Regions from separate parts of the Mus musculus genome. Here all the other regions are linked to region 2. Evidence: chromatin loops called from intact Hi-C (ENCODE). Cell type or tissue: left cerebral cortex. All regions are shown on one strand. Each heading gives the region's core, and the rest is flanking DNA. Links, peaks and the distances in the headings are about the cores only. Region 1 overlaps Prickle1 (prickle planar cell polarity protein 1). Region 2 overlaps Prickle1 (prickle planar cell polarity protein 1). Region 3 overlaps Pus7l (pseudouridylate synthase 7-like).

What was found. A loop is a pair of places that touch in the nucleus more often than their neighbours do. Peaks named below come from ENCODE experiments on the same cell type or tissue, not always from the same donor. Only the 100,000 strongest peaks of a DNase experiment are listed, where the experiment ranks them.
Region 1: a loop joins it to region 2, with 2.5 times the contacts of the local background. A loop is called at or near these places in 2 of 42 quality-filtered maps.
Region 3: a loop joins it to region 2, with 4 times the contacts of the local background. A loop is called at or near these places in 3 of 42 quality-filtered maps.

What each region holds. Positions count from the first base shown.
Region 1 is chr15:93,514,256-93,522,747 of GRCm38, forward strand. All of the region lies in intron 1 of Prickle1 (prickle planar cell polarity protein 1), which reads right to left. Among named protein-coding and RNA genes, the nearest start is that of Prickle1, 77 kb to the right of the region's middle. In left cerebral cortex, for the core only: CTCF peaks have their summits at 2,612 (motif pointing right), 2,811, 4,787 (motif pointing right) and 4,986; DNase peaks (open chromatin) are centred at 4,204, 4,829, 5,235 and 5,669; H3K4me3 peaks cover 3,369 bases; H3K27ac peaks cover 4,947 bases.
Region 2 is chr15:93,587,176-93,595,667 of GRCm38, forward strand. The region is part of intron 1 of Prickle1 (prickle planar cell polarity protein 1); the gene reads right to left. Among named protein-coding and RNA genes, the nearest start is that of Prickle1, 4.5 kb to the right of the region's middle. In left cerebral cortex, for the core only: a CTCF peak has its summit at 4,469; DNase peaks (open chromatin) are centred at 539, 1,750, 4,137, 4,407 and 6 more places; H3K4me3 peaks cover 4,231 bases; H3K27ac peaks cover 3,149 bases.
Region 3 is chr15:94,517,412-94,525,903 of GRCm38, forward strand. It overlaps Pus7l (pseudouridylate synthase 7-like), which reads right to left. Exons shown (of 9, transcript NM_172437.3): 8 at 8,380-8,433; 9 at 5,229-6,240. The coding sequence ends at 5,908. Among named protein-coding and RNA genes, the nearest start is that of Pus7l, 22 kb to the right of the region's middle. In left cerebral cortex, for the core only: a CTCF peak has its summit at 3,326 (motif pointing left); DNase peaks (open chromatin) are centred at 1,171 and 3,308.

The DNA.
Region 1 (8,492 bases), core at 79-8,078, 73 kb before region 2:
GGTCTTTCCCTTTTGCCCTGTAAGATCCGCCCCTGTGTGTCAAAGGAAGAGACTAGGGGTTAAGACTTTAATTAGTAACTCATGGGCTCTCACCAGGAGAACTGCTACTTTCGATGCAATTTAACCTGAATTTTGAAACGGGGAGCATTTGTCTGCTGCCAAACCTGGCTGGGGGGTGGGGTAGGAGGAAAACAACAGAATATAAATATTTTTAAAAAAAGAGCCTTTAAAAATTAAATGCTACTCTATTTTCAAAACTAGAAAAATAAAACAAAAGCTCTGCAAATGGTGAGAGACCATGTTTTCTGCCTCCTAAACCAAAGGTCTAAATCCCTTCTTAGAGCTGTTCTCTCTGAGAATGTGGGATGAGTCCCTATCCTGATGGGGGTAAATCGTGTGACATGTCACTTGGATGCAATGTCCCCATTTTAAACCACAAACTCACACAGGTTTTAGTCCAGCCTTTCAACAAACTTTCTCGACAACATAAAGGGTACCACAATTGTAGGAAAGCAGAGATCCACTTTCATCCCAGTGTTAGCTTCCAGTTTTACCGGGTGGTGTGACCACAGTACCTGCTACCATTAGCATTTAAATATTTAAATGCAGTATGAAGCCTTAGGGCCGGTTGTCCGGAGGCAAGGAGGCAAGGAGTTAAGGAGCCTTAGAACCAGAGCCATCAGAGGGAGAAGCAAGCTGGAGGTTGGCAGAGTTGGTGTACTTTTTCAGGGATTATCTTAGGAGTGATCCACGCATGCGGCCTCTAAGCCACAGGAAGTGTTAACACTTCCATGCCTCTCCTTTGTCTTTTCTCACCCCTCTCTTTTCTTGGAAACTAGCTAGCTCCTTTCACCATTTCATTCATTTAAAAAGAACCACACATCCCAGCCTGCAGCTGTATGGCTTCTCCATCATCGTATATGTGTCAAGAGAGCATCTGACCCAAGATGCTTTCTTCCGTCTTCCTTGGGAACCAGGCAGAGACACATAGTGTACAGACATACACACATGCAGGCAAAATACCCAATCACATAAAAATTTAAAAAAACAAAAATTAAGGAGACAAGTGACAATCCAGTAGGAGCCCGGATGTCAAGTAAAAGTAGCCAACGTAAGAGGAGTGGTTACAAATTCTATTGTGTATTTCCCTCGTTTCTTTCCTGGCAGCCTGTGTGTAATTCACGGGACTGAGCCTGTGGCTGCTAACTTGTTTTCATTTTGAGCACAGTGAAAAGTGCCCACGCTTCAGAATTCCAGAAACAGCAAACAGAATCCAGCCGGGTGACCTAGAAACCGCTGTTCACCTGGAATGAGGGAGACTGGGGTTATCCCTGTCTAGGAGCTGCAGTCCAGTCTTTTGACCTCGGATGGGCTAGTTCCCTGCAGGTGCTTTTCTCCTGGTTGTCATGGTCTTTGTTTCGTTTCTGTTGTGTTCAGAACAGGGTCTTGCTATGTAGCTGTGGCTGTCCTGGAACTGCCCTGCAGGTCAGACATCTTGGCTACAGCTCAAAACTCACAGAGATCCACCTGCCTCTGCATCCTGAGGGTTAGGACCAGAGGCGTGCGCCAACATCCCTGGCTGGGTGTGGTCATGTTTTGAATCCCACTATGGTTATCTGTTAGTACCGTAGCCTTATCCATGACCAATTACTTTGAAATCTGTCACTTTAAGTATTTTGTAAACCAGGCAAAGCTTGAAAGTACAAACTGGGGGCTGGAGAGATGGCTCAGCGGTTAAGAGCACTGACTACTCTTCCAGAAGTCCTGAGTTCAATTCCCAGCAACCACATGGTGGCTCACAACCATCTGTAATGGGATCTGATGCTCTCTTCTGGTGTGTCTGAAGATAGCTACAGTGTACTCACATATATAAAAAATTTTTTTAAAAATTTAAATGTACAAACTGTTACAGGGAGGGCCTGTGTCCCTCTATCAGCACAGGAGTCACTGAAGGCATTCAGGACTTGAAGGTGTCACTCAACCCAGATGGCAGCTTGACTCTACGTTTGGTCACTGGCCATCATTTTCCTTTCTAGTCTACTTGGGACAACTAAGGGCTAGTGTTCTGACCGACCTTTAGATGTACAACTCAGCCTTTGCCTTGTTTCTCTAGAGCAACGGTTCTCAGCCTTCCTCATGCTGCGACCGACCCTTTAATACAGTTCCTCAGACCTTGCTGACCCTCAACCATAAGATTATTTGGACACTTCAGAACTGTGACTTTACTACAGTTATGAATTGTAACAAAGATCTGATATACAAAATGTCTGACATGAGACCCCTGTGGGGTTTGTGACCACAGGTTGAGGACTGCTGCTCTAAAGTGTTTTCTTTCTTTCTTTTAAAATTTTTTTCTTTTCTTTTCTTTCTTTTTTTTTTTTTTTTTGAGACAGGGTTTCTCTGTATAGCCCTGGCTATCCTGGAACTCACTTTGTAGACCAGGCTGGCCTCGAACTCAGAAATTTGCCTGCCTCTGCCTCCCGAGTGCTGGGATTAAAGGTGTGTGACACCATGCCCGGCTTTAAAATTTTTTAAATTTTTTAAATGCATTTTTTTTGTTTATATAATGAATACACTGTAGCTGTCTTCAGACACACCAGAAGAGGGCATTGGATCCCATTACAGATGGTTGTGAGCCACCATGTGGTTGCTGGGAGTTGAACCCAGGACCTCTGGAAGAGCAGTCAGTGCTTTTAACCGCTGAGTCATCCATCTCTTCAGCCCATCTAGAGCGTTTTCTAAGTCAACAACATCAAATAAAGTTCCAGAAGCAGCCGCGCTGTAGGGAATGAGAAAAGATGCCAGAGGGTGTTCCTGGCCATCTAAGAAGAGTGGTATTGAAAATTATGACCAGGAAAAATGAGAGAAAGGCCTGGGAGGGGCACCTAGTTCCCAAGGAAGCCAGCACCGGAAAGGAAAGCAAACCAAAGTAGCAGGAAAGGGGAAAATGAATCCTATTGGCTTGCGATTGTATAGTTGAAGAGGGGGAGGGGCAACCTGGAAAGGGAGGGAAGCCTGGAGGGAGACAGGAACCTCAGAAGCTTATAATTGTGTCAACTCTGCTGTGGTTTCTAGTAGTCATCGTTTTCTGGGACCAACTCACCAAATCACATCAACTTATGCAAATGTAACAAATGATGCAAATATGAAACAACTGTCAGGGGACTGGAGATGTGGCTCAGCAGTTAAAGAGCACGGGCTGCTTCGCCAAAGGACCCAGGTTCAATTCCCGGCACCCCGTGTGGCAGGTCACACCGGTCTGTAACTCCAGTTCCAGGGGATCCATGGCACCAGGCATGCCCGTGGTGCACATACATGTGCACGCGGGCCAAGTCCCCATACACATAAAACCAATCAAACATCTGTCAATGTTTTTGTGACTATGAAGTCTAAGATCGTAGCACTGGTCACTTCCCAATAAATTTCCACGCTGGCTGCTGTGTGAAGATTGCCCGGATAGTGTAGAATCCTTATGAGACTCTTTAATTAACCTGAACTGATACTGATCTGTGAAATTACTGGGCTGCAGTTCCTTAGGTTTCTGTCCCCTGCTGCTAAGTGCCACCCTTTGAGCTACAGACTTGAACAGCGTCTTTGTTAATCTACTTGTTAACAAGACCCTGGCTCACTGAGGGTGTCACCCCGAGGTCCTTAGTCATTCAGCTAAACATACAGGTCAAATAAGTGTAACCAAGGGCAAATGTGGTAGCATGGAAGCCCGAATACTTCTGTTCTCAAAACACAAATTAGATATACACATTTCCTTGCTTATGCCCTTAGTTTAAAATGAACCCAGAGCGAGCAAAAGTTGGAGTCGAGATTTGAATTTCCCAGTAAGCCACACACAATGATTAACCCTTTCAAACACACAGAAAGAACAGTCCAGACCTGTTGCCTACAGAGACAAAAGGCACTGCTAACATAACCCAAGTCAGCTCTATTTGTGCTGGAAGACCAAGCTTAACAAACTTATCGGAAGGTTGCTAATGCAACTAACTTCCCTTTTTAAAGTACTTCACGCCAGCAATCGGTGGCATTTGGACATTTGCCACTGGGTATTTTCCAGGTAAATCTCCACCCCATTTTCCCAGCTGTTATGTGCCACCAGTTGCCAAAATACTAGGCAGTTTTTCCAAGAGAGTCTGTGGAACTCTTCGACAGCATTCTAACTTCACAAAAGTACATTCCGGGACAGACCGCTTAACAAAAGGAGGAAATTCCATGACAAGGCATGGTACTTTGCCAGAGACACTTCTGGAGCGATCTAAGCTTGCGTACTGTGGCCTGTGACAAATCACGCAAAGCCGTGTCTACCAACACCATCATTTTCCACAGTGGGAGACACATTTTCTCAAAACTGTGTTCCCATCAATCTCTCTCTGATTTTTTTTTTAATTTCTATTTTCGGCAGCGGCCCAAGGAAACGGCGGCCAGACCTGACTCCAATGTACACAGAGACTCGGGTTTCACCCCGTCACCTGTTGGCTCCAGAACAACATCTCCTTTGTGAAACTTACAGCTCTCATGGAACGCGCTTCTCGAGAAAACACTTCCAGAAAGTATGGGAGAAGACTGGAGTCGTCAAAAACAAACAAAAACAAACAAAAAACAAAAATACTCCACACCGCCCGCTTTATCTGCACACGGGTTAACCCAAGCCTTTAAAGACAGGATAGGAAGAAGGATGTCACCATCTTCAGGGACACAGCAGGGGTGAGCACGGCGGGGGCCACCCAGACCTGGGGAGAGCCTCAGTCCTCCGCCCGGGCGGCGGTGACTCTGGCCGCAAGGGGGCGCCTCATCCCGGTCTGCCCGACGCCCTGGTGGCACAGCGGAGGCCAGCGCCCACCCCGCGCTCCTGTCCCCGCGGTCCGGTCCCTTCCACCCGGTGGCAGTCCCTACCCCGTGCCCGCATCCAGCAAGCACTGCGCGCCTGCGCGCCTGCGCACCCGGCGGTGACCCCAGACCCCAAGCCCGACCCTGTCCCCGGTCCCCGGGGCGCACAGACCGTTTGCGTTCGCCGCCGCTCGCTCCACCCCCAGCTCGGCTCCGGCACGGGGCCGCCGGTCGCGGTCGCTCCGTCGCTTTCCAGGAACTGTCACGCTGACCGTCCTCTGGCAGGTGTCCACCGGGGCTTGCCCGCGCACGGCGTTCCTAGAAAAGTTACCCAGACGCCGGAGCTCCGCCGCCCGCCGCGCTCCATCCCCCGTGGCACAGGACTGCGGCCAGCGCGCTGCAGACGGCCCTGGAAGCTTCTGTAAACTTCCCCCGCCCGCAGGTGCACGCGCGGGCGCAGGCGAGTGTGCAAGGGGGCGGTGCTGAGCCTCGAACTCGCGGCCCCACACGCTGGGCTAGGGAGGAGCTCGATGAAGGCTTTACACCCCCAGCCCCAAGGGGCTACAGCTTACACAAATCATCTCCAGGCTGCCCATAACAATGCCAGCAAAAGGCGCGTTTCACCCAGTTCTCACTTGGAAAGGCTCATTAACATACGAATTCTCCCCCCTTAGGACTTTCTTGCATTTAAAAGCAATTCCTGTGGCTTAGAGCCGGAGATTTATTTTTTATCAGTAAACAACGGCGAAAGCAAAGGAGTCAGGCACACGATGCACTTAGGGAAAGCTAGGAAGAGTTTTAACTCCTCCTATCCTTGAAACACCAGAAAACGCCCCGCTGCACGTCCATGTTAATCTTGTTTCTGTGCTATTTATAGGAGCTCTCAGAGAGGAATTTGGCTTCAGCTGTCTGCAGTAAGGGCTCGGAGAAGCAAAAACTGGACCTCAAAGCGAGCCCAGGAAGCAACAACAATTACTAATGATCATTAGGAATTAGCAATCAGGAGAATCCACATTCTAAGCTACAAGCTGTAGTTGGGATCAGGTGAGGGGGATGCCAAAAGAGGGGTGAGGAACAAACTTAGATGCTCCATCCTCCGTAAAAAGCTATGGAATAAACGCACCTTGAATGCCACCAGTTTCTACTTTAAAGCCGTATGGTGATTTTGCAGCATATATTTATTTATATAAGAGAACAATAGCCTATTGTAACTGCGATTTAAAAATACACAGGTTGCCATAAATAGATCCCTCCTCAAGTAAATAGTTGTGTGGCCAAATTCTGTTATCTCTGCTGCATTGTGAAGAAGCAGGGTACAAGCTGGATTTTTTTTTTTTAACGTTGCTAGTTTTTTTTATTTTAAAGTGACAGAGACCAAAGGGTCCTGGCTCTGTTAGAGTAGTTGGGAAACACTACAGACATCACAAACCATTATTTGCAATTCAAGTGGATTCAAGTTTCCCAAATGCTTCCCAGAGAACAAGAAGTCCCTCTGTCCTGAGAACACCGGAGTTTGTGGGAAAACCTCTAATGAGCCCATTTCCCCGTTGATCTGTGAGATTCACCAGTGAGAGTTGTGTCCGAGTCAGACTGCTCTTTAACTCGTGACTTTGGTCAAATTTTACAATTTTATTTTTGGACAAGGGTTTTTCATACAGCGTAGGCCACACTGCCCTCAGATTTGCTGTTTATCCTAGCCTGACCTCCCAAGTGCTGGGGTTATCAGAGCAAACCACTATATCAGTCTCAATTTCCCCATTTCCTATTTCATTCTGTTTGACTTTCTCAGAGAATACATGGGCTACAGGCATCCTTAGAACAAATGTACAACCAGCCAACAGACTTTTACATCACCCTCTAAACCGGCATGTTAGTAAAATGCAGATTATATGCTGCCAGGCTGACCCCTTTTTAACAAGAACTCTTAAAGGAGAGTTAGCTCCACACTGAATGTGGAGAGGCGCAAATATCCCCACTCCATCCATCCTGTGGTGAGGTTTATCTGTATTAAATGTAGCCAGCTGTGGGTGTGTTACAAGGTAGCTACTTGTAAATACTGTTTGCTACTTTTCCAGCAGGTACTGTCAACTTCTCTATTGTGTTCCTGCCCAAGAAGCAGTTTGGAGACAGTTAGAAACTTCCTACTAACTTTCAATCTGAATGAGACGGACCTTTCCGTCTGGTCTGAAAGGCACTGCTATTGTCAACAGTGAACTTATGCAGATGGAAGCAATCCCCCCCAGCTGGCATCCTTTTGTTTCAGCTAGGTAGAATATTCAGTTATTTGATGATCACACTTTAGGGGGCTGAGAAAGGAAACTCAGAGATTCTCAGGGTTAGCTTCCTCCCTCTTCATTTCCACAGAGAGGGTCCTCCACCCCCACTTTCTCCTCCACCCCCACTTTCTCCTCCACCCCCCACTTACTCCTCAAAAGCCCCAGCCTCCCCTTTGGCCTCACAACACTTAGCGCGGCCTGGCACCGTGTGCCTATTTAGTCGTCACCTTACTATTATTGTTCTGTGGAGGACTTCTGGCGTTCACTGGCGTGTTCTCAGCACTGTGCCCAGGGCGGTGAGTCCCAGTTAAGTGAATATATGATTCTCACCCGTTCTTCCCAGGTCCATACCTTATCCAAGTACATTAGTATATTTCTAAACATAAGCGGTTATCCTAGGGATGGGGTTGATTTAGGAAAATAAGTGTGCCAAGGGCAGAGAAACAAAGAGCTACTATTTTGTCAAAAGTCAGCTAGCCTTATCTAGTCTGGTAGAAAGAGATAGAGGAGAGGTGTAAGCAAACCTCGGTGCTTGTTCCTAATGGTGACCTTGGTTTCTTCTGTAACATGATTGCCTGGGCTGGGAAGGTGACTCACTGGATAACTTGCTTGTTGTGCGAGCACGAATACCAGAATTGGGACCCTACCATTCCTACTATCCAGGGAAGAAGCCAACTGTGGCTGTGCACATCAGCTCCCTGCTGAGTCTGGAAGAGAGACAGAGGGGTCCTAGGGGTTCACTAACCAGCCAGTCTGGTTGAGACCACAAGCTCTAGGTCCAGTGGGAGACCCCATCTCAGAAGTAGAGGAGAGAGAGCAATAGAGGAAGACAGCCAGTGTCAGCTTTTGGCCTGCACATGGTCATACACAGGTGAACAAACCTACACATACATGCATGCTTTGCACATGCGCATACATACACACGTGCACACACATAGAAGCAAAACACAGACTTCCTTCTTAGGCCACATTGCTCTTGATTTCCAAACATTTTACAGTCATTGATAATGAAATATCAGCGATCAGGATGAATACATTTCTGAAACAGGGACAATTGTTTCATTATACCGTCTCATTCACTGACCTAACTTTGGGAGGCAGCTGACAAACAAGTATGGTTTTAGCCTTCAGTGAGGTCATGATATAGGATAGCAATTTGGTTTTCACTATGGACAGAGACCTCAAACGGTACGTTTGTAGACTTGGTCACAATTCTTGTTCAGATCAATGAGCTCAGTGCTGGAGGAATAATCGGAGCAAGCTGTCTTATCCTTGCAAGTTGGTACCAAATGCTTCTACTGTGGCCGGGGGAGACCACTGAGCACTTGGAAGTTCTTATCCCCATGAGCTGAGCCCGCTCCATGCTAGGGAAGGGCTGGA
Region 2 (8,492 bases), core at 118-8,117:
AGGATAAAGTAATTTTTAACTGTATGCAAATTGCACTTTCTGAAAAACTTTCACTTTGGAATAAGCTGCAATTGTCCCCTAGTCTGCCAGTACCTTTTCAAGTAGAGTACTTTCAAGTTTAAAACAATCGGCTGATTGTTAAATCTGGAAGAAATTACAGTAAATATGCTTAAGAGTATGGTAAATGTACAGGAACACAATACGCTTATTATGTCCTTTTTCAGATTAGTGAAAGATAATGTTAACTGTGACAGAGTGACAAAAATATAATATGAATTATGTTTTCAAATAATATTTTCACAAAGCTCTCTGACTTCGGGCAACTGCGTTTGCTGGGGGCCAGCGAGTGTCAGGCAGAGGTAGGCATCTGGTTCCTCTCTGACACGAATCACCATGAACCATAAACAGAGCAGCGATCCTGGTAGCGCTGGGCTCTGTGACGTTACAATAGTTTGTCAGCTTTCAAATGAAAGTAGCCATTCAGAATGGATGAACTAAAGCGGAAGGAGGGAGAGGCAGGGAGACAGAGTGGGACGGTGAAGGAGCGAGAGGGAAGGGACGAGGAAAGTCAGACAGCATTGGAGGTCAGCCTCTGTAGGGCAGAGAACCTCTGCCACCATCTAATTTAAGTGGCTTTACCACAGCTGTGTACTGGACTCACCTGATTGGTTGATTCAGACCACGTGTGTGAGAGGCCGCCCAAGGGCAGGGGGCGTGGCTCAGAGGCAGAGTTCATGTTGAACCCACATAGGTCTTTCTTGGGTTCAATACCCAATACTGAGATATAGCCCCCAACCCCTTAAAATCTCTGTACATTATTTGTCCTTTGACAAAGTTCTACAAGTGCTTATGACTAAATTCTTTAATAACTATATATCGATCTAATTTTTCCATTCTATATACAAGGAAGATGAAGCCCAGAGACACGGAGAAACTGACTGAAAACCACACAGCTACTGGTTTAGAGGCCCACACTTGGATGATTTTCAGTGAGAACCAAACTGCCTCCCTCTGTATGGTGCTTACTTGTGAGGTCACAACTGTCTCTGTCTTAGAAGCCCTGCTCAAGAGTAAAGAGGACAACTGGTCAACATATTCTGGCAAAAAAGTACTGAAACAATGTTAAAGTCAGGTGGCACCAACACAAAAAAATGACCAGTAGGCTCCTCACGCCCTAGTGACCTGGTCACCTCCTCTTGACACAGCCAAGTCCTGTGCAAGGCACTGCTGTTTGGTTTCCATGGGTCAGGAAGAAGAGGGGGAAAAATTGATTTTTCTTGGCTTACTCCTTAACATTCAACAGAAGGTTAAAAAAGTACATTTTCCGATCCTTCAAAATGGAGAGAGCTGGCCTGCTTTTCTCACACTTGGCAGGACTGAAGGCCGTGTTTTTGGCTATTAGCCCGCTTAGCTGGTTACGTTTATAGACAGCCCACCACGGGAACATACACGATTAAGTTAGTTAAACATCTATGCATATCTTCTCCTCACCCTCCATATTCACAAAAACAGAGAAGGCTGAAGCATTCCAGAGCAATGTGAGGGTCAAGCTATCACTTCAGCCCCTTGCTCCAGACTTGTGTGAGAATGGGGGCTGAGGCAGCTCAGTGGAGTTACTCACAGGATCCTGGAAATGAACAAAGCTAAGCTCAGAAGGCAGTGCAGAATTCCCACAACACATCTGCACTTTCTATAAGAAACATCTGCAGCTCCGTTGACTTCAGAGCTCACTTTATCTTTCTCAAAAAGAAATTATGTAACATGTATAATCTGCGAGAGCACCGGCTGGCTCGTACTTGTTAATTACACAGCCACAGAAGAATTGAAAATGTCATTTCTCTTGACAGAGGTGACACAAGTGCTCTAGCATCTGGGTGATCTTACGGGAAGTCTAACATGGCCTGGCACAAGTCCTTTAGAGCAAAGCAAAGGGCCATACGATTAGTCTCTTTTCAGCTCTGAAACGAGGAACTTACGATTGATCAAGCATGTAAATCGCCCAATTGGAAATTATCAGTTACACGGATGGACTTATGGACTTGTGACTTGGCTTGTGAGCACTGGAATCAGACAGGGGGCAGGGGTGGGCTTTGTGATGGATCTCTCCAGATCATCACGCTATTTGCTTCTCATCGAAATAATAATAATAGCCCAGATGCATCTACTGAAGGAATAATATAGCTCCAATCAGTGAACTTTTGCTGAAGTGAAACAGTCTAACATTGCTACGACTAGGCTACTGTCTATACATATATGCCTGTGTGTTTATGTGTATGCATATATATATATATATATATATATATATATATATATATATATATGTGTGTGTGTGTGTGTGTGTGTGTGTGTGTGTATGTGTATGCATCTCTGTCTCTCTGTCTGTCTGTCTCTCTCTTCTCTGTCTCTCTCTCTTTGTGTGTGTCTGTCTGTGTGTAGACAGAGAACTGGCCAATATAGGAAAAGCTTCTAACAGATGTTCTATTTTAATGTTAGTAGCTATTGAGGAATGGGTCTCTGTAGCAAAGGGCCCATATGCAGTGGGCGTGTCTATCATCCTGAGTGCTCAGCTATGTAGTAGCACAGACCTCAATTTACCTCTCTGTGAACCAAGGAACCTCTGAGGAGGTTTAATTGATAGGCAGTGCCCAAGGATAAAGGGGGATGGAGAAAGAGAAGGACTCTATGTAGGGACCACTGGATGCTCTTTCACTGCTCTGTTCTACCCAGACTAAGCTAACTCCTTCTAATTTGATGAAAGATCGCAGCAGACCTGGTTACTGGGCGCATTTGGGATTTAGTCAGTAATCTAACCTCCAGGATTCAACGACCCTGCGTGAATTTGTGCTGTTCCTGCAGGGGCTCCATGAAACGTGGCATTTACGAATCTGGACCAAATAGCACTATTTACTGTGAGGTGGAAAATTTCCAGAAGTGCCAGGAGAGACGCTGGCATGTATGTAAGTCAACTACTGTTGAACCCAAAGAAGCATTCTGTTCTCTGGGATGCTTCTGAGGCACTGAAAGAGCCCGTGTGAGGAGCCTTCCGGAGAAGCACCTCAGCGCCTGGCCGTGCATCGGATCCCCTCTGGCTGTGGGTGTTGTGTTTCAGGGGGAGGGGGCAGAAAACCTTTCTGGAAACAGAGTCCCCCAGTCCGATCACAGTCCACACTAGCCAAGTCCCAAGGCTGTGTATTTTCTTATTTTCAAGTTCAGTATATCAAATATATCTGCTGGCTATTAGCGGATTAGAGCCACCACTGTGTTTAAAAAAAAAAGTTGGAGGCCACAGGGGCGGTAGATTAGGAAGATTTGGTGCCTGTAGAATAGATGAAATTATTTGCTATCTCCTGTTTTGTCTTAAGTATATTTTAAATCTCTCTCTCTCTGTCTCTCTGTCTGTCTCTGTCTCTGTCTCTCTCTCTCTCTCTCTCTCTCTCTCTCTGTCCTGTTTTAGTATTTTTTGTTTTAAACCATTCTTCCAGGTCCTTCAAAAGGTAAAGTGGAATAACCTGAATAAAAGACAACTTGTCAGATGCTAGCCAATGGCTTAAATGTATAATTACGATAGTCTCTAAAGAAAAACAAGGAAGAAAACCTGAAAACACTAGCTACTTACAAGGTCTTACCAGGTAACCTTTCCCCCTTCCTTGGGGAAACCCAATGGCACACAATGTTTCTTTAAGTTTCTTTTATTAAGTTCAGAGTGTTCAAGGCAAATGGTATCCTAGAAAACTGGTGGCTACTCTATACTGGCCTCTTTTTGTTTTTACTTTTTAAGGCAATACAAACTGAGGAAAAGGTGGTTATAAAAAAAAATCACAGGAAGCCAAATAGCCTTTATTTAAATTAAAAGCAATCACAGCCTGATTCTTGGAGCACACTAGGAAATGCTTTCGGCACGCAGCTGCTTCGAGGGGCCAATCTCATGTGTAATTGGAAACATTTCAAACAGAGTTGTTACTAAAGTCACAGACCATAATTGTGAACTGTGGGCCCAGTACCTCCATAAAAGAAGGGCAGGGTGGGTCTATGGGAGAGGACTCAAGGCACTGAGGGGGACATCTCAATGTAGAATGTCACCCTTCACGGACAACATGTCTCTTTCCAAAGGCCTACTGAGAACAGAAGAGCAGAGCAGAGCTGGCAGGAGCTGCAAACCCACAAGTAGGACCGGGCACCAAGACATATGAAATAACACAGCCCCTAACTTGTTTTCTGAAGAGTATGTATGTAACGTGCTGGCAATGAACGGGATCGCTCCAATCTCCCAGGGAGGGAAAAAAAATGCAATGTCAGCTTAACTAGCCAGTTGATTTAAAAACTTTTTAGAACAAAACTTGGGGGAGAGGCGTCACATAAAAAGTGAATGGCAGCTGTTGGCTCCCTTGCTTTCTCTGTTTTCAAATGTTTTACACCGGCTTCTGCCTATCTGGGGTTTTACCTCATAGGCAAATGACCACGGGAGGCAGTACTGTCTTTGTGTTCTCAAAGAAGTCCCTTCAGATGTGACTATGAGCTTGTAGTTTAAACAGACAGACATAGGAAGAATTATCGAACTGTCTGAAGAGGCCTGCCCCTCCTCCTACCCTACCCCCACCCCCACCCCGCCGAGCCCCCTCCCGCACTCCATAACTGGAAACAGGCCGTGCCCGTGGACCAGCGGTTCAGGAACAGCTCGTGGAAAAATCGTGTCATTTTGGCACACAGAGAGGGATCTGATTATTCTATCGTATCTTTGTGCCAGAAGCGTCATGACATCAGCATGCCCCAAGCTGTAAAGTAAGTCTCTTTCCACCGCCTTCCTCAGGAGAGAGGGTCAAGGGAAACGGGCTTGCAAGGGTTCCTGGTTGCTACTGGCCAGCCCATTCCGATGGTCCTGGATGCTCACGCACCAGCCCACAGCAGGAGCCAATCTCCGCCCCCCCCCACCCCTTCTGCTCAGCATTACTATAAACAAGGAGGTTTATTGGTTACCAGGGTGCTGAGGGATGGCTTATGCTTATATCCAAAGGGAGGAGTCCAGAAGGACAGAGCAGCTCTGCTGCCCTTGGGCAATCCTGGTCTCTGACATACTGTTGGAGGCGCTGGCTCCCTTTGCTGCTGAGGCTTAGAGGCACAGCACTATTAGCAGTGCACGGCTTGACCTCCAGATAACTCTGCTTTTCTCCCCCCAATCATTTGTCCATACCCACTTTCTAAAAGCACCACTATGCAACTCTACACATCTCTACCCAATAACCAGGAGAAAACTAACGGTCCCTTAGCATAACCACAGGGAAACACCTCCTTCCTATCCCTTATTCCTTGTCATTGTAGAACATTTTATACCTGGATTTACACAGTTCTAATATTCTCACAGTGGTAAGAGGTGAATGAAGAACATATATAACATGGAGAAAACACAGAACTGTTTTCCTGGGGGGAGGGGGAGGAGTCTATGTTGCTCAGATGACATAAACATTTCTATGCTCACATGAGAAACACTGTGTGTGTGTGTGTGAGTGTAGGTCTTTGCACGGAGGTCAGAAGTTGATGTCCAGCATTATCCTCCATGTCTCCCCACCTTATTTAATTCTTGTTTAGACAAAGTCTCTCACAGAGCTAGAACTTGCTGATGGTTTATGCTGGCTGGCCTGAGAGCAAGCTCTGGTCCCTCCTGCCCTGCGACCCTGGTTGCTGATAAGCATAGGTGACCACACCCAGTTTTGTACATGGGTCCTGGGGATCTGAACTGAGGCCTTCATCTTTGCAGAACAAATACTTTCCCAACCGAGCCATCTCTCCAGAACCCCATTTTGCTTTTTGGAATTCTACTTCTTTAAAATGGAAGATTTGTCCATTATAAACGACTTGGTTCAGGGAATTGAATGCTGTAATTAAAAGATCAGCAAACATAACCCTGATCAGACAGACAGTTCAAAAATACAGGGTAGGGTAGGAGTTACTAAGAGTTCTAAGAGTTACTTGATGGTAAATAATTTTTAAAGAGTCTTCATTCTATTTCTCCAGCCTTAGGAATGTCACTGGGGCGGGGCTCACCCATGGTGACCAGCACTTGCCCAGGTTAGCCCACTGGTACAGCAAAGTCATCACTTTGCAGAACTTAGCCTTTTTGTGCGCTACTGACAAGTTACTGTGGACTTTAAAAGAGATTATCTAATCATAATATTTCACAAATTTACGTCCCAGCTCACTTTTGAAATTCCCTGAGGAAACTGTAAAATTTAACTCCGTTTTTTAGGGCCAACTCAATCATATTCCAGCTGTTAACTGCAAACTTTTTTTTTTTTCTTCCTAGCTTGTATTAGGTGTTCCTTTCATAACCCAAGCTGACTCATTACAGCCAAGAGTGAACCCATGGTCTTTGGTTATAAAAAAAAAAATAATAAAGTCAACCCTTTAAGCTTCATTGGGCAGAACTGGTTGATTTGTCACTTTAGTGACATATAGCAGTTTTCTCTTCAAAAGAGTCCATGAATCAACAGGCTCACTCCGTGGTAACTCTCTAACTAGAACTAAATTAAGAATGAAAAAAAATTAAATTACTAAACTCATTCACTCATATCAGCCTGTCCATCTTTAGACATCATTCTGCGTACCCCCTCCCCTCCCCCAACTGCCCTTCCTTTCTAGGGCCTATTTAGAAACATGAGAATTCATTCACAAGTCATAATTATTATTTCAAATTATCAGTAAGTATGCTATCTCTTAACTGAGGGCAACACATCCATTTATTTCTAGTGCCTTTTGTGTATAGCCCTTGCAGTGTTAACCTTTAAATCTTTAGTATAAACATTTCTGGACGCGCTTATAAAATATCCCGACTCCCTGGTTGATGGCATTTAGGGCTCTCTGGTACCAGCAGGTGTTATATTTTTCTTTCTTCCGGCTCCAGCTGGCTCCAGTGATAGATTCTTGTTCCAGCCACCTAGGCTAGGACCACATTGGAGGCAAAATGAACCCAGCTCTACCAGACAGCAAGATAAATGGCTGTTGTTTAAGTTTTAAATCCCCTGGTGGGAGTAAATATTGTTCTAGGGAGAAAGGCTTGACAAACATTGCGTCATCCTTACGGAGCTGTCTTGATTAAAACAGAATTTTTAGATTAGGTTGGTCTTAATCTAAAAGTGTATCTATCTTGCTGTCAGGGTTTTTTTTGGTCCTCCCCCCCTTTCTATTCTAAAAACAGACATATTGTTAGGGATGGTCAAACACGGCTGACACCTCCCAAGGGGCCCGGTCCCACTCTTGGTAATAGAAGGCCTCCGAACACTGATACTTTACTGAGGATAATGGCGACAGCAAAGGCTTAGTCAGAAAAAGGCCAGTTGTCACCTAAGTGACAGGCAACAGCTGAGCTCACACATCTGGAGCTAGAGGAGGGCAAACCTTTGCAGCCCTCACTCTGTCTACACCTTGAGCCTGTCTGAAGAGACAGATGAAGTTTCTTTCGTCCGAAAGTACATTAAAAATATCTGATGGCGAACCATGTCAATTATATAACATCAGCGCAGACACTGCCTTCCCAAAGCGCTGATTAAAACCAGGCGGCAGACAGAACTGTTCAGGGACAGATAGGAGATACAATTTCATCAAGTATAATTTGTCATTCATAAAACCTACCCTAAAAGCCACAAATGCAACATTCTTTTTTTTTTTTTTTTTTTTTTTTTTTTTTTTTTTTTTTTTTTTTTTTTTTAAACAGCACAAGTGCACTTGGGCTCCGCCAGCGATTTTTACACATGCTCCTTTTAGGCCGGTTCGCGGTGCGTTCTTCTCCTTGATCCTGGCTGCAGTTCTGCCTCTGACACGTTTTAAAACCAGGAACCAAGTGCGTCAGGCTTAAGACTCTGAGTCCTACAGGGGCGGGCTGGGACTCAAAGCTGTGCCAGCCGTCCCCACGACCTCCCGGGTACACCCCCCGTCTTCAGTCTCCCGAACGCAATCTGTGGACAATTTTCCCAAAGTCCCAAAAATAACACGGCCCTGCCAATAGTCGTTGGCGATGCCGTTTGTTTTTCTTAGAGGGCAATGAAAACTCAACAGCTTTCTGCTGCATCCCGAGTCCCGCTCCTGCTAATTATTAACAGACCTAGTTTCTTCAACTTTTTCTGCCAGAAGGGAGGACGTCGCGGCTCCCCTCCTCTCCCACGGGCGAGCTGCGTGCAGAGCAGGGGTCTCCACCGAGGGCAGGCTGCGGCTGCCTCTCCAGGGCAGGCAGCCCTTCCCGGGCACGCTAGGCGCCTAGTCTCCCCGCCGACGCCAGTAGGTGACAGGCGATCCTCAGCCACTCACCCTCGCCTCCCCGATCTCGCGTGGCCGGGCTCCGGGCCATGCAGCTGGCCTCGGCGCAGGGGGAACCTGGCTGCCACGCAGCACGAGGGGGCCGTGTGCCCAGCCTCTAGGCAGCCACAGCCCAGCAGCTCTTCTCGTGCGGTCCCCGCGCTCCCAAACCGCCGGACGTCCCACCCCGCGCCGTGACAACGCGGCCC
Region 3 (8,492 bases), core at 251-8,250, 930 kb after region 2:
TCAGCAAGCCTCTGGTAACCATCTCTTACTCTCTGCTTCCATTACCGACCTTTGAAGCCCCATGTACAAGAGAAACCATAGGGTATTTTCTGAAGAACCAACAACCACCGCAGGCTGCCCTTGACCACGCCCACGCCATGCGCTGCCTCCCGAGGAAAAGAATTCTTTTTTTAAAGGACTCAGCTCAACCTGTTGGAAATCGCTCCTTGAACTCGGTGCCATTAGCAGAGAGGAGATCCACCCCTGGGTTACTTTAAAATGTTGTTCCCCTAAAAAAATGTTGTTCCCCTAAAAAAAAAAAACAACAACGAAACAAAGAGAAAACCACCAGTCCTTTACAATCTGAGCTGGCAGGGGGGAGGGGGGGGTGGGGGGCAGGGCGGGGGGGGGGGACAACCAAAGCCAAAATTAAGATCCTATTGTACTGAGAGCTGCAGAATCCTGACTTACCCAGACTAGGAAAACACCACAAAGGCTTCTTAGAGTCGGGTGACTTGGTATAAAAGTCACCGCCCTGCCCTGTTGCCCGGTTGGCCTCAGCTAGGGAGACCGATTCTTTGACCCCTTCCCTTTTAAAGTAACCCAAGAGCTCTTGCTTTGAACTCATGTCTAATTCTCACCCTATAACTGGGATTTTATTTCTATATTCGTAGTTCACTTGGGTATTTATTAAGGAAACTTATCGTTTATCTCGCATTTCACATTTTCTAACGTCTGAATTTTAAAGTCCATGGCTATTTTTACCCTTTCCCGGAACTGCGACATTTCTCAGTAAGAGACAGCCCATCCTAACAGGCAGCGTAAATTAACTCCTTGCCTCAGAGTGAGAAAACGAATTGCTTAAGAAGAGTAGAGTCATTTTCTTTACTTGGAGGTGTTCCTGACGCATCAAACAGGAATTGCAGGAGATCAAATCCATTAAGACCACTCCCTGTTCTTTAAACTGACACACTCTTAGATAGCAGCCTTACCCGTACTACTTCAAGCACATTTTTAAGAAGACCTTTCAAAACTCTTAGACATGATAATACAAGTATCATTTAAGGGTTTAGAAGGGGCGCTGGGAGCGGCCCCCGGCACACCACTGGTCACTTGGGGAACCAGAAATCCACCGGAAGCCTGCGCTTGCCTTCCTCCTTGCGGTTCAGTCTGCCAGCTACTCTTTCTGTAGGTGGCATTTCAAACCAAATAAAAACCCGGAAAGCATGAAGCACTGTTAGCGTCCCAAGCCAGATGTCATCTTCTTTCCTTCTGCATCTCCAGAACGCCCTCAACTTGGAGCCACTCGAGTGTGTGTCTGTAGCTTCCATTGAAAATGTGACTCTGCCTTCACGTTCCTCCCCTTGGAGCTCCGGAAAACCCTGTGGCAGGCAGAGGAATGATTGTAAGGAGCCAGAGCTGTCCAGGACACCAGGAGAATACGGCCCACGGAATCAACTAAGCAGGGCTCATAGAGGCTGAAGGAACAATGCCGGAGCCTGTGTGGGTCATCACTAGGGTCTCTGCTTATGTTATGGTTGTTAGCCTTGGTGTTTTTGTGAGATTCCTAATAGTGGAAGTGGGGCAGTCTCTGATTCGTTTGCTTGCTCTTGGGACCCTTTTCCTCCCACTAGCTTGCGTGGCCCAGCCCTGGTAAGAGTGTTTGTGCCTAGTGTTAGTGTGGCTTGTTATGCTATGTTGGGTTGACATCCTGGGGGCTCTGTTCTTTTCTGAAGGTAAACAGAGGAAGAGGGGAAGGAGGAGCAGGGAGAAATGGAGAGGGGGGAAACTGGTTTGGATGTATTTTATGAAAGAATAATTAATAATGATGATGATAATAATAATGATAATAATAATATGAACGTAATTATAATATTATAATAATAATAAAGTGAACCAGCAGATGCCAGTCATGTGTATAAACTAGAATCAGTCGACTCGCTTCTTCTTTAAGCACAATGCCCTCTGGAAGGACTAGAGAAGCTAGCTCTGAATTAGGACTAAACTTCGTCACTCAGCTTTTCCTGTGACATTTAGAATTGCCTCAGGTATCAACTCGGTTTCCTATCAGCTATAGCGATTTTAATATACCCCTGTGGAACATACTCAAATATGTGAATGACACCAGAATAATTTGGATCTTCTACTTAGATTGGCATCTCAGAAAGAATATTATTTCTCCCTCAAGACATCCACCATGTGCCTGCTCAGCAGCAGAAGACGGTATTAAGTTTGTAGACAGAGAAATTATTACCACAGAGCTTGCTCTCAGAAGGCAACACTGGGGAAAGCCAGGACCTGGTGTCCTGGCTGGTTTTATGTCAACTTGAAAGCAGCTAAAGTCATCAAAAGGAGGGAGCCTCAATTTAGGAAATGCTTCCATGAGATCCAGCTATAAGGCATTGTCTCAATTAGTGATCAAAGAGGGAGGTTCCAGCCCATTGTGGGTGGTGCCATCCTGGGCTAGTGGTTCTGGGTTCTATAAGAAAGCAGGCTGAGCAAGCCATGAGGAGCCAGCCAGTAAGCAGCACCCTCCATGAGCTCTGCATCAGCTCCTGCCTCTAGTTCCTGCCCTGTTTAACTTCCTGCCCTCAAGGCTTTTGCTGATGAACTGTTACCTGGAGCTCTGTGTGAAATAAGCCCTTTCCTCCCCAACTTGCTTTTGCAATAGTGACCTTATGTAAGACACCTAGGAAGCATGGTCAAGTTCAATTCCACACCACATCTTGTCTGATCTGAGACAGATCACTCAGATAGGCTTCTAAACTGCCCAAAGCAGGAAATATTACATTCCCAATGGGGGTTGGGATGAGTATGGATTAATATGAGAGATACTTATACAACGCTAATAAATGTTAACTGTGTCTAAAGTTACCGAGATTTCAACTTTTACAAGTTACAAAACAAACAAACAAAAACAAGGCAGTTGTGCCTTGATAAGATGCGGTGTGGCTCTCAGCTCAGCCAGCAGAGCACTTGCTTAGGGTGAGCAAGGCCGGGGGTTCACACCCCCTGACTGTGGTAATACAGCAAAACACCTCAAAGTTAAGACTGTTCACCTTCCTGGTCCTTACGCACCATTAGTCTCAAATGTAACCTTGGTAATTAAAACTAGAGCAAAGGTTATGCTTATGAAGCTATCATCAGTTGGTTCTTAAGACATAATAAGGTCCTTGGAATTAAAAAATATATTTCATACCAAATACTGTTAAATGGAACGACTTTCGGTATGCGTAACAGCTAAATAATGTTCTAGTTATGATGGATAACAAAGATATGCTTTTTGCTGGCTCCGTTTACTGTATGAGAAATATAAGCTTACAGTGCCACCTACAGGCCAAGACAGGAATATTGATGACAGCATGTTTTAAATGCTTGACAGGCTCTAAGAAATGCTATTTAAAAGAACACTAGGTTAAGTTTTATATAACTGATTTTCATATTTAATTCATAAAATATAATTTCACTGAGGGAATGAAAATATCCCTCCCCTCCCAAGTTTTGCTACTTTATAGAGTATCATTTCATTTTCAGTCATCGCTAAAATCATGAGGGCCACTTTAAAAACTAACGGTACCATAATATCCAACTTCATTTGTATTTTGAGATTGCTGAAGCAGCTGTAATGGGTTATCTCGATTGTCAATTTTAGGAGATTAGAGTCACTTGAAGACAACCACCCTCAGCACACATGTGAAGAATTATCCTGTTTAGAGGGATTGGGGCAAGAAGCCCCACCCACAACAGGCGGCGCCATTCCCAGTGCTTGGATCCTGGACTGTATAAAAAGGAGGATGTGAGTGACAAGTATCCCTGCTGTTCCCTACTTCCTGACTGTGGTGACCTGAGCCCTCAGGGATCCTGTTGCCATGACTTCTTTGCCATGACAGATTGCACCTTGGACCTGGGAGCCAGAATAAACCCTTTCACGTTTAAATTGCTTTTGTTAAGGTTTTTCCTGGCAGGAACAGAAAGGTAACAAAGATGATATGTAATATCATATGACATACCATGTAATATCCTATCATATATGGCCATTATATATATATATATATATATATATATATATAGTTATTACATTACACACATAAAATTGACATATATATGTGTGTGTGTGTATATATATGTATATATATGTATATATATATGTATATATATATATACATATAATTGAATACTCATCATCTTAATAGAATGCCATTTTCTTTTCTTCTCTTCCAAGTTGTGCCTGCAGACGTGTAACAGCAGTGGAGTTCCCGGCCTCTTCTCAACACACGGTACTTACATTAACTGATGACAGTGGTATCTGTGTTAATGTCCCCTCTGTTACTGTTGATCAGGAAGCACAGGGTCTTGAACAAACAGGAGCTGGGGCAGCTGGTCCCCAGTGGCTATGGGTTTTGTTTTTGTTTTAACATTCTTTTATAATTTTTTTTAATTGAAAGGATACTGAAAGAAATACAAATATAGCTGAGAGACTGCATTTGCTTAGCATATGCGATGCCTGGAACGGAGCTTTGTCTGCACTAAAATAAGCTTCACTGGTGAGCACGGCATGTGTCAAATATGTGTGTTGCTCCTCTAAAACATTTTCTAATGCTACTAAATGTGCATCAGCGACTATAGTAACTACGCTTGCTAACGATCTGACTCAGCTCATCTCACTTATGTTCTTTACGGGTGGACTTTGAGTTGACTTCTGATTCGCTCTCTAATATACAGAACCGGGGTCCTCGGCCTTCCTAACACTGTGACCCCTTAACACAGTTCCTCAGGCTGTGATGACCCCCCAACCATAAAGTTATTTTGTTGCTACTTCCTAATTGTAATTTTGCTACTGTTATGTATCATAAAGTAAATATCTGAAATGCAGGGTATCTGATATTTGACCCCCAAAGGGGTCATGACCCACACAGGTTGAGTTCCACCGATACAGAAGAAAATGCAGCAAAAATCACATTTTGCATTCCATAGAAAACTTTTGCTTCTTTTGGATTTTATCTCCTAGCTCTAATATTCCTTAAATGGGTATAATTTAGCATAGACATACAAAAATCTGCTGTTGCTGGTCTGCAATATTCCACACAGATTTTTAAATTTCATCACGATATATTACTGGCAATGAAATGATCATCGGGAAAAGTCTTCCTGGTAAATACGTCACCTCTCTACCTGAACTTAAATGATATCATGCTGTTAAAGATGACTTATGGTGTGGGACAATTAAAGCAAGCCAACACATTCCAAATGGACAATATGTTTTCTTTTTTGCAGCATAAAACATAGAGACAATTCGATAGTAACTCAAGAAATCGAGAATGTCTTTATTTTTCAAAGAGAATCACTACCATTTCCAATGTCGTTGGTATGTGTTAGAAATAGAACGTGGGTACCGACAGGAGTATAAAATCTGAGTTTTAGGTGGTAGAAAACAACAAACGGTTAGGAAAACAGGTAAAAAAAAAAACTAGTATAAAAATTTTAAATAAAATCTTCAGTATCTCATAAATACATTATGAGAACAGATACTGCCCTTGCACGGTGTCACACCAGCCACTTCGCGGTGGAAAGGAGGCAGTGCGGGAGAAAAGCACCGAGGTTTCGCCATCACCTCTCCAAGCAGCGCGGACGCTGTTCTCTCTCCACCTCTCAAGAGTGGCGTGGAGCAGCCCGTGCTCAGAGTGGTGCTCCAAAGACCTAGAACTTTCACGACCGGAGAAAAATCCCTGAAGCATGACCTTAGAGAGCACAGTCATATAGCTTTAAACTTAAGACACCGGTGCTTACGTTAATACATCACACCCCGACCTCTCAGGACACTGTGAAAAGTGAGGAGCGAGAACCGCGAAGCTCAAGGCAGAGCCCTTGGAACCGCGGCTACCCTTGCTTCCGAATGCCCCGCACGCGGTGACATCAGGGTGTGTGAGCTTAAATGTCGCCCTTCATCATTTCCCTCAGACAAACAGTAGCGTAACACGAAGCGTCAAGGTCGAAGGACAAGGACAGCGATGAGGCTGTATCATCGGAGTGGGGACCTTCCACTCGGGCCTCCTCGGTGGCGGGGTCAGGATGGACTAGTCGGTGTGACACGTTGCGGGGGTGTTTCACGATGTGCCTGTAGCATCCGGGTACGTTCAGCTTCAGGGCGGGCACCCTGAACCTACAGGCCTGCAGTCCGTCCCTGCTGAGGGCTTCTTGGTACCACCGCCCTACTTGGTTCTCCGGGTACTGAACGTTGTATCCAAGCACGGGCAGAACTACCTGGGAGGGGAGGGAGAAACCACGGCCTGTGGATTAGCCTTCAGAAAGATACGCGACCATATCTCTCACCTGTATGACTGGCCCCCAGCTTTGTAGAGACAGTGTCAGGCTATAAATAGGACAGCTGGCTTGTTTTGGGTGTTACCTAGGCTAGCTATAATGTTATCTGATAAAGAAAACAGCTAGCTAAAACCAAGCAGTCAGGAGAGCTGTGGTAATCAGCTTGCATCAGATATCACTGGGGGAACCGTAATTCAAAAACAAATTTATGTATCCAGTAAAGACCAACTCTCTGAAAGCACGCAAGCCTACAAGCGAAGTCTTCGGTGACACACAGGACAGTCTCTACTGCTAGCCCTGCTAACTTGGGTGACAATTTGATTCCTTCTTTTGAAAAGCAAACAGGCACCAGAGAGTATTTTTGTTTTGTTGGCTGCATGTCCGTGAGTAAAGCCGTGCTCCCTAAGGGTGGCCCCTCTGCTGACTTCTGGACACTACACTTCAATGTGAAAAGGTGTTTAGAAAAATGGGCAAAAGGCATCAAATGTATAAGCCAGGCACGTTAGGGTCTAGGTCAGCATGCAGAAGGCTGAAGCAGGGTATGAACCTAGCCTGGGCTACGGCTGGGCTTCTGAAACATGGTTCAACTGTAACCCTTATTATCCAAGAAATTTGTATGTTACCCTAGGTATGTAACTCTTTAAAATTGGCATAGAAGCCAGAAATTGGCTGGTAATAAATCATACAAGTTATATCTCAGGATGATTTTTTGTTATGCATATAACTCTGTCATTTATTAAAGACAATTATCATTAAATTATTAAAGAAATCTGCGTGCTAATGAGATTAATGCTGTTTATTTCATCGGGAGCATTAAATCTTGGCTGCATATTTGAAAGTGTGGGACAGAAGTGTCTTCAGTGTTTTCCAGAGTTGACGGATATCTGTATTCTACAATCCTCACCGCCAAGCGTGTTGCTTCACACATATGCAGACACATAGCACAGAATGGCAGAAGTATACTTAGAGCCATCTCAGAAACTGCTGAAAATTCCGTCCTAATCCCAGGTCAATATCAGCTGACTGTCGCTCTTAAAAGTCAGCAACCAGAACAGCAACTTTTAAAATCATGTGTTCTAGTGTGATACAGCCCAAGCATACGTTAACCTGATATTTACATGCTGACGGATGATGCTAGAAAAAGATTAAGTCCTTGTTTTCCAGAAGTAAGACATCCGTTTTTTGAAAACAGAAAAATTTTGTAAGTACAGTAAAACCTACAATGGTTAATATGTAATAGCCTGGAATCTGAGCTGAGGTGTTTCAGGCGACATCAACATCACCACCATCATCACCATCACTAACATCCTCCTCATCATCACCACCTGCATGGCTGAGCATGCAGTGCTCACAGTGCAGAGCCGTGTGTTGTGACGCAGAACCTGGTCTGCAGTGAGGTCACATGACACAACACTGGTGAACAGTGAACGCTTCTACAAACACCCTGGGTGCATTATGCGTTTGGTGTCTGGCTAACTTTCTGTCAGTGTGCACTCAGAAACCTCGGCTGCCACCGAAGGTTTCACAGCTCCCACGTTCCGCGGTGGGGTCATGGCCTACAGACTTAGAAGCTGGGGTGTAGGAAGGTCCGACAAAGGCCACATAGATGCTGTGCGGCACTATTTATGTGACATTTTACTCCAAGGGCAGAGCACGGTAAGACAAAATCAAAAGTAAATTGGTGATTCTCGTGAAGCAGGATTAGTGCAACCCTGGAAACAGGACTAACGGTCAGACGCTGGGAAACACTGGAGGGAGACGTGAACTCTGGGAAGTCTGAGTGAGACGTGAACTGCTCTTACTACAGGTCTCAGTGTTCGTATGATTATATCTGCTTATCAGAAGCAAACATAAATTAAACTTTTAGGATGTAAATGATAGCATAATAAATCTGTTATAAGCATAAATTTATCAAAGAAGCATAAGTCACTAGGATATAAATCATTACTTAATCTAAAAGTTACCTAAGAAGGGGGAGGGGGGGATCAGATTTGTCTCTAGCCGACAAGCTTATTTAAATCTAAGTGATAGTGACTTGTCACCACGTTTAAAGTGATAGTGACTTGTCACCACGTTTACCTGGTGCAGTGCATATGTGTGCGCTGACTCCTCTTCTTTGGTCACCAGATGAACCTAGTTTTATAAAATACAATGGAAATGAGTAGCTCCCAAGTGCTCTACCTACCTCACTG